3 separate regions of the Homo sapiens genome follow, and regions 2 and 3 are each linked to region 1. Evidence: read pairs that join two places in POLR2A ChIA-PET (ENCODE). Cell type or tissue: MCF 10A. All regions are shown on one strand.

Region 1 (2,500 bases):
AAAACTAAAAATAGGGTTACCATATGATCTAGCAATCCCAGTACTGAGTATATATCCCAATGAAAGGAAATCAGTGTGTTGAAGTGATATCCACATTCTCATATTTATTGCAGCACTATTCACAGTAGCAAAGATATGGAATCTAAGTGTCCATCAGTGAATGAATGGATAAAGAAAATGTGGTAAATACACAGAAAGGAGTATTATTCAGCCATAAAAAAGAATAAAATCCTGTCATTTGCAGCAACATGGATGAACCTGGAGGACATTATGTTAAGTGAAATAAGCCAGGCACAGAAAGACAAATACCACATGTTATCTGAGATTTGGGAGCTAAAAAAGTTGATCTCATAGTCGAGAGTAGAATAGTGATTACAGAGGCTGGGAAAGGTAAAGGGGAGGAGGAATAGGGAGAGGTTGATTAAAAAGTACAAAATTATACTTAGATAGAAAGAATAAGTTCTAGTGTCTATAGAACACAATAGTGTTCTATAACACATAGTTAACAATAATTTATTATACATTTCAAAATAGATAAAAGAATTTTGAATGTTCTGAAGACAAAGAGATAAGTGTCTGAGGAGATGGGCATGCCAATTATCCTGATTTTATAATTATACATTGTATACATATATCACAACATCACTTGTACCCCATAAATATGTACAATTGTTATGTGTCAATTAAAAAGTCTTCCCGTAGCAAAAAGTATCTTTTCCCATAGCAAAAAGTATGAGAAGTACATAAATGTTACTAAGAATTTGTTTTGCCTTTTTGAAAGAGCTCAAGATACCTGATAACTTTTTTTTTTCTAAGAGAAGTTTTATAGGCTGGGCACGGTAGCTCATGCTTGTAATCTCAACACTTTGAGAGGCCAAGGTGGGCAGATTGCTTGATCCCAGGAGTTCAAGACCAGCCTGGGCAACATGGTGACATCCTACCTCTACCAAAAATATATACAAAAATTAGCTGGGCATGGTGGTGCATACCTGTAGACCTAGCTACTTGGGAAGCTGAGGTGGGAGGATAAATAGAACCCCAGAGGCAGAGGTTACTGTGAGCTAAGATTGCACCACTGCACTCCAGCCTGGGTAACAGAGTGAGACCCTGTCTCAAAAAAAAAAAAAAAAAATAGAAAAGTTTTATGAGGCAGATATTAGGCCTGTGTTACCAAAAATTTTGTTGTGTAACTGTCCTTGGTTGTTCCTCAATTCCAGTGCTGCTGACCAGTGTAAAATGGGTGTGGATCACATCTATTGCTTCTTCAAAGAAGCAGTATGGGAAAACAATGACTCACACTGTAGTGATAAATGGGAATGACAACACAGATCAACAATGTCTGAGCTATTGGTAAACCTAACTGAGAGGTACAAAGAGAGGCAAGGGAGTCCTCCTATGCCTCTTGTACCGAGGGTTGGGCTGCCTGGGCCAATTGATAAAGCAGTTCCCAGCAATGCAGCTCTGACTTTGGAAGGACCCCTGCTCCTTGCCTCCTTTTATTCCCTAGGCTTTAGGTTCTAGGGACTCAATCAGTGTCCCTTTTCTCTAGTAAGTCCAAGACTAGCTGTGGAGTAAGAACCACCTTCCTTGCTGCATACCCCATGGCATTCTTCCTGTTTCTTTGCTCCTCCAGAATTTTGGATGCAAGAAAATGTGCTAGTTCAAAGTTTGCTTTACAGGTTAGACAGACTTAGGTTTGAAGCTTTTGCCCATTCATAGGCTTGGACAAGGCACCCAACATCTTTAAAACCTCTGTTTATCTATAATAGTACCTACCTGTAGTATTATTGCACACTATTAAATAAAATATCCATGTAAAGCACTTGACAAAGTGTCTAGCAAACAGGAAGCACACAGCAAGAGTTAGCTAGTACAACTGCTATTGTTACGATGTTATTTGTTTATATATTTGTCTCCTCTAGTAATGACCTTTTCCAGGACAGAGATGATATTTTAGTCATCTTCGTATCCCATTTGCCTAACAACCTAACTTGAGTATGAAAGTTGCTCAATAAATCTTTGACTAATAAATAACTGCACATGTTTATGTGTGTGTGTGTTTGTGTGTATGTGCACATATATAATATAGAAAGAGATGAAATGGTCTTTTGAAGCTCTAATTTGCTTACAAATATGGATAGCATTATTAAAATCATAAAAAGCCCTATTAAAACTCTGAATTAATTGTATTGGAGATTTTCGCTCACCATAATGGAAAGTTTTCCAAATTTAATTACTTTTGACCTCAAGAAATTTGGACCTTCAGAGCAAGACCTAGTTCCTAAAATAGGAGACCTCATATCTATGCCCTAGGAATGGACTAGGCTAATTTCAGATTAAACTGAAAGGAGAGGACCAAATGCTTTGGGATAGCTGATCCCTTAGGAGTGGGAAGAGAGGTGCTGCAGGTTACTCCTTGTTGGAGTCTCTGTTTCATGGTGTCAACTCATCACCAGGGTCGGTTTTTTCATAGTAGGGAACTTGAGTGATAACACTGGCA
Region 2 (2,500 bases), 540 kb after region 1:
TAAGGCTTGCCATCAGTGTTAATAGTAGGAATACCACAATTTTTTAAAGAACTGGTTTTTGATTTCAGTCTAAATTCTACCTCCTACCATCTCATCTAAATACTGCCCCTGTACCCACCTCATTTATGCTCTGAATTTGCCATATTTTAATATCTCTAATGCACTTACATTTTGAAATAACCATCTGTATAAACATTTTCTGTCATATTTACCACAGAGTAGGTGTTCAATAAATATTTTCCAAAAAATTAACAAATGAGAATTTAATATTTTCAAATAAAGTGACCACGTCAAAAATTAAACACATGTTCTTTATTTCCAAGTACACATTTCTGAGGTATCTTTGAGCGTTAGCCCATCTCTCATTCCATCTGAGCATTACTGTCCCATTTCTCAGCTTGGGGAGAAGGGGTAGGGACGTGGGAGGTTCAGGGATAGGGAAGAGTGGGTCTCAAGAAAGAGATACAGATTTGCTTTTCACTATTTTTTTTTGTAACGAAAAAGCAGAAGTTTGATCATTTGTTTTATAGACCACAGTAAACTCTTGATGAACTCAGCTAAAGACTCATTTTCTTGACTCTCTTGGAGTAGCCAAGCAGAAGTCATTGTGTGTGTCTTCCAGGAAGATGCTTTGCTTTGCAGTGGAATGACAGCTGAGAAAGAAGTCCTTTTACCCTTTCCGTCTCCTTCTTCCTCCTGCAGAGACTACAAATGAAGTGGCTAGAACTCACTGAGGCAGTGTTAAGGATGGAAGCTATACAAAGACAAGGGAGAGGAGAGACAGCCCCCTGGTCCACTGACGGCATCATGGGGCCACCATTCCAGCCCTGGATTGGTACCTCTGAGAATTTTTTCAGAGAGAAAAATACATTGTTTCTGCCATCATTATTTAGTGGGGTTTTTCTAAACTATTTATCCAAATCTTTCCTAATCAATACATTATTTTAAAAATTATGCTAAATAATATCAAAATGATCAACTGAGTCTAAATTGCCATGTTAAAATGGCTGTATCTAAATAGCATACATGTTCTACAAAGCTTTTACCTCCTTCATCATTTTAATGCTTACAACATACCCCATAAATCAATTAAAGAAGATATGGTCATATCCATTTAACAAATGAGAATATAAGACTAAGGAGGTTAGGTCTCTTATCCAAGGTTTCTAGCTGGTAAATCAGAGTGCAAATCATCTGACTCTTAGCCCAGGGCTGTTTCCAGTAGAGGAGGTTTGCCAGTTGCCGAAACGAGTGTCAGTTTCAAGAATTCCTACATACGCATTTTAATGATATTCATTATCTACATCCAGATTTCCTCTTTGAGAATGAAATTTTAAGAGCTTAAGCATGTATAAGGAAGATGACACTAAAATTTCTATTGTCACTAAATGATTTTTTTAAAATATTTCTATAAATTCTGAAATCTCTTCTGTAGAAGATATGTATAAAATAAATACTACAGGCAAGTTAACAATTTTTTTCCACTTCAGGTCCAGTTGGAGCAGAGTTAATGTTGCAGCTGGACACCATGATTCATACCTGTAATCCTAGCGGTTCGGGAGGTTAAGGCAGGTGGATCCTGGAGGCCAGGAGTTCACTACCAGCCTGGGCAACATAGAGAGAACTGTCCCTACAAAAAATGTTCTAAAAAAATTAGCCAGGCGCGGTGGCATACTACTAGGGAGGCTGAGGCAGGAGAATCACTTAAGATCAGGAGGTCGAGGTTGTGGCTGCAGTGAGCTATGATCGCACCACTGCACAGTCTGGTGATAGAGTGAGATTCTGTCTCTTAAAAAATAAAAGACTGTCGGCCAATGTAATTGACAATATGGGCCAAATAACTCAGATGGTAGATTCAAGAATGTACATTAAGACAAGGTGAGCATTCTAGCTGTATACTGCCAATACTTCATACCACAACAAAAGAGTGATACAATATCACCAGCTTTGGAGCCATTTCTATATTTATTGCCAATTAATCAAACAGATTGTCATACAATTGATCCAATACATTTAGGACCATCAGATTACATAATATTTATCAACTGGAGACACCTAATGACTCAAGGTGTATTAATACTACAAAATCCATTTTGTTGAAGAAAGATTTTTTCATATAAAAAGAAATTTCCTATAGATAAACCACAGATATTACATAAAATGAAAATTTCCTTATGTACATTAACATGTCCACTACTGCATGGATCACTAAATTTAAAATACTAAATTAAGAGGACAAGTTTCTAACCTGTGTAAAGCTGGGTTTTGAGGACTCACTTATGTTCCTACACTTTAGGTGGGTGACCTCATAGAAAAGAAAATTTATTTTTGTAACTCAAGAGATTTTTGAGCATGTTGGCCACTAACTTTCTAAGTCTCTTGACTGTGTACATTTTGAAACAAGATCGTTATTTTTCTGGACATAAAATAAATGGTAAGCAGAGATGATGGTCAATATTACACCAACACCAATGTTTTATATCAAAGATAATTTTTTAAA
Region 3 (2,500 bases), 230 kb after region 1:
TTATTAGGAGAATTGGCTTACACAATTATGAAATCTGAGAAGGTCATCTGCAAGACGGAGAACCGGAAAAGCTGATGGTATGACTCTCAGCACAAGGTCAAAAGCCTGAGAACCCAGGAACTGCTGGTGCAAGTGCCTGAGTCCAATGGCTGGAGAACCTGGAGTTCTAATGTCCAAGAGCAGGAGAAGAAGGGTATCTCAGCTTGAAGGAGGAGAACAAATTTGCTTTTCCTTTGCATTTTCATTCTATTCTAGTCCTCAGCTGATGGGATGGTGCCCATCCACACTGAAGGCAGATTTTCCTTACTCAGTCCACTGATTCAAATGCCGATTTCTTCCAGAAAACCCTCACAGATGCACCCAGAAATAATGCTTTACCAGCTATCTAAGTATCCCTCAATCCAGTCAAATTAACACACAAAATTAACCATCACAGACCCTAACCTAGGGCCATTTGAGGACTAGCTCCGACTTATAAATTCTCACAAGATGCTCAAAAAATTCACCAGTTTTATTTGTTTCTTCATTCAGGGCAGGTTGTTTTTAATTTTTATTTTTTTCCTAATTTGCAGTTTCACTGAAGATGTAATTCATTATGGGTTCCAGAATTTGAATCTAACTCTCCCATTGTGCCGACCTGAGTTGATCTGTGTCACAACTGAAGCCCCAGGCCCCTGGAATTCATAGATGATTTCACTGCTTACAATTCTCTGAATTGGTCCTTCCCAGAACATTTAGCCTCTGATAACTCCAATGGTTTCCCTTACTCTTTCCAACACAGGCATGCATTTAAATGTGTTTTTCATTTTGTATCTACTACTTTTAGGTGCTTTGTAGCAGGATAGATTTTCAGGATATTTACTCTGCCAATACTGTTGGAAAAGGAAGTCTCTGTCTACTCTTCACCTTCCTGTAACCCCGTTTTGCCCCTAGCATTTTACAGATTCTATTCCTGCTAAGGTCACCAGTGACATCATAATTCCTAAATAAATACTCATCAGACCTTTTCTCACTCGGTAGCTTTCGAAACCTTCGTCCACTCTTTCCATGAATCACCCTTCTCCCTTGTATTATCTCATAATATTACACAGGCATGCATACACACACACACGTGCGCGCACACACACACCACACAAACCTTGGCATTTGCCGTTATGAGCTCTTAGGATATTATTTTCACACTGCCCTTCTTTCTAAAAAGGTCTACTAAGAAACATTAAAACAAAGAAATTTTCCTAATCCTCTATCCAATGAGATCCTGAACATACATCTTAATACCGCTGTCGCTTATTGCAAGAACCATTTGTCTCTCAAGTCTGCTCTGCCATTAATCTATTTTTTCATTAAAATTTATTTTTATTTTTTATTTTTAGATATGGGGTCCCACTGTGTTGCCCAGGCTTGCCTCAAACTCCTGGACTCAAGCAATCCTTCTGCCTTGGCCTCCCAAAGTGCTGTGACTATAGGTGTGAGCCACTTCACCCAGCCTTCCCTTTTTATCTTGAATAATATTCCTTGCCTTAAATTCTATTTTGTTTCATATTGGTTGCATGTTATACATTTTCCATTCTTTTACTTTTCTATATTCTTCTATATAAGGAAAATCTCTTGAAAGTAGCATATTTTTTTTTTTTCCAATCTGGCGATCTTTAGCTTTTAATTAGAGTACTTACTTTGCTGACATTTCATGTAATTACAAATATATTTGGGTTTAAATCTATCATCTTACTACCTTTTTTTAAATTATACTTTAAGTTCTGGGGTACATGTGCAGAATGTGCAGGTTACATAGGTATACATAGGTATACACGTGCCATGGTGATTTGCTGCACCCATCTACCCTAATACCTATGTCATCTACATTAGGTATTTCTCTAATGCTATCCCTCCCCTAGCCCCCAGCCCCCGACAGGCCCCGGTGTGTGATGTTCCCCTCCCTGTGTCCATGTATTCTCATTGTTCAGCTCCCACTTATAAGTGAGAACATGCGGTGTTTAGTTTTCTGTTCTTGTTTTAGTTTGCTGAGAACGATGGTTTCCAGCTTCATCCGTGTCCTTGCAAAGGACATGAATCCAGCAGCACACCAAAAAGCGTATCCACCACAATCAAGTCAGCTTCATCCCTGGGATGCAAGGCTGGCTCAACATATGCACATCAATAAACGTAATCCATCACATAAACAGAACCAATGACAAAAGCCACATGATTATCCCAATAGATGCAGAAAAGGCCTTCAATAAAATTCAACACCCCTTCATGGTAAAAACTCTCAATAAACTAGGTATTGATAGAACATATCTCAAAATAAGAGCTGTTTATGACAAACCCGCAGCCAGTATCATACTGAATGGGCAAAAACTGGAAGCATTCCCTTTGAAAACTGGCACAAGAAAAGGATGCCCTCTCTCACCACTCCTAGTCAACATAGTATTGGAAGTTCTGGCCGGGGCAATCAGCCAAGGGAAAGAAATAAAGGGTATTCAAGTAGGAAGAGAGGAAG

The links. ChIA-PET counts read pairs that join two places held together with the same protein. Peaks named below come from ENCODE experiments on the same cell type or tissue, not always from the same donor. Only the 100,000 strongest peaks of a DNase experiment are listed, where the experiment ranks them.
Region 2: POLR2A ChIA-PET joins it to region 1 with 5 read pairs; 1 of 35 experiments calls an interaction of 5 or more read pairs at or near these places.
Region 3: POLR2A ChIA-PET joins it to region 1 with 5 read pairs; 2 of 35 experiments call an interaction of 5 or more read pairs at or near these places.

What each region holds. Positions count from the first base shown.
Region 1 is chr7:17,632,056-17,634,555 of GRCh38, reverse strand. No RefSeq gene overlaps it. Among named protein-coding and RNA genes, the nearest start is that of LINC02889, 74 kb to the right of the region's middle. In MCF 10A, no CTCF peak of the experiment used is centred here; a DNase peak (open chromatin) is centred at 1,275.
Region 2 is chr7:17,091,722-17,094,221 of GRCh38, reverse strand. The region is part of intron 1 of LOC124901596 (a long non-coding RNA gene); the gene reads left to right. Among named protein-coding and RNA genes, the nearest start is that of AHR, 210 kb to the left of the region's middle. In MCF 10A, no CTCF peak of the experiment used is centred here; no DNase peak of the experiment used is centred here.
Region 3 is chr7:17,404,502-17,407,001 of GRCh38, reverse strand. The region is part of intron 1 of LINC02888 (long intergenic non-protein coding RNA 2888); the gene reads right to left. Among named protein-coding and RNA genes, the nearest start is that of LINC02888, 31 kb to the right of the region's middle. RefSeq lists an enhancer at 388-1,587. In MCF 10A, no CTCF peak of the experiment used is centred here; DNase peaks (open chromatin) are centred at 91 and 1,021.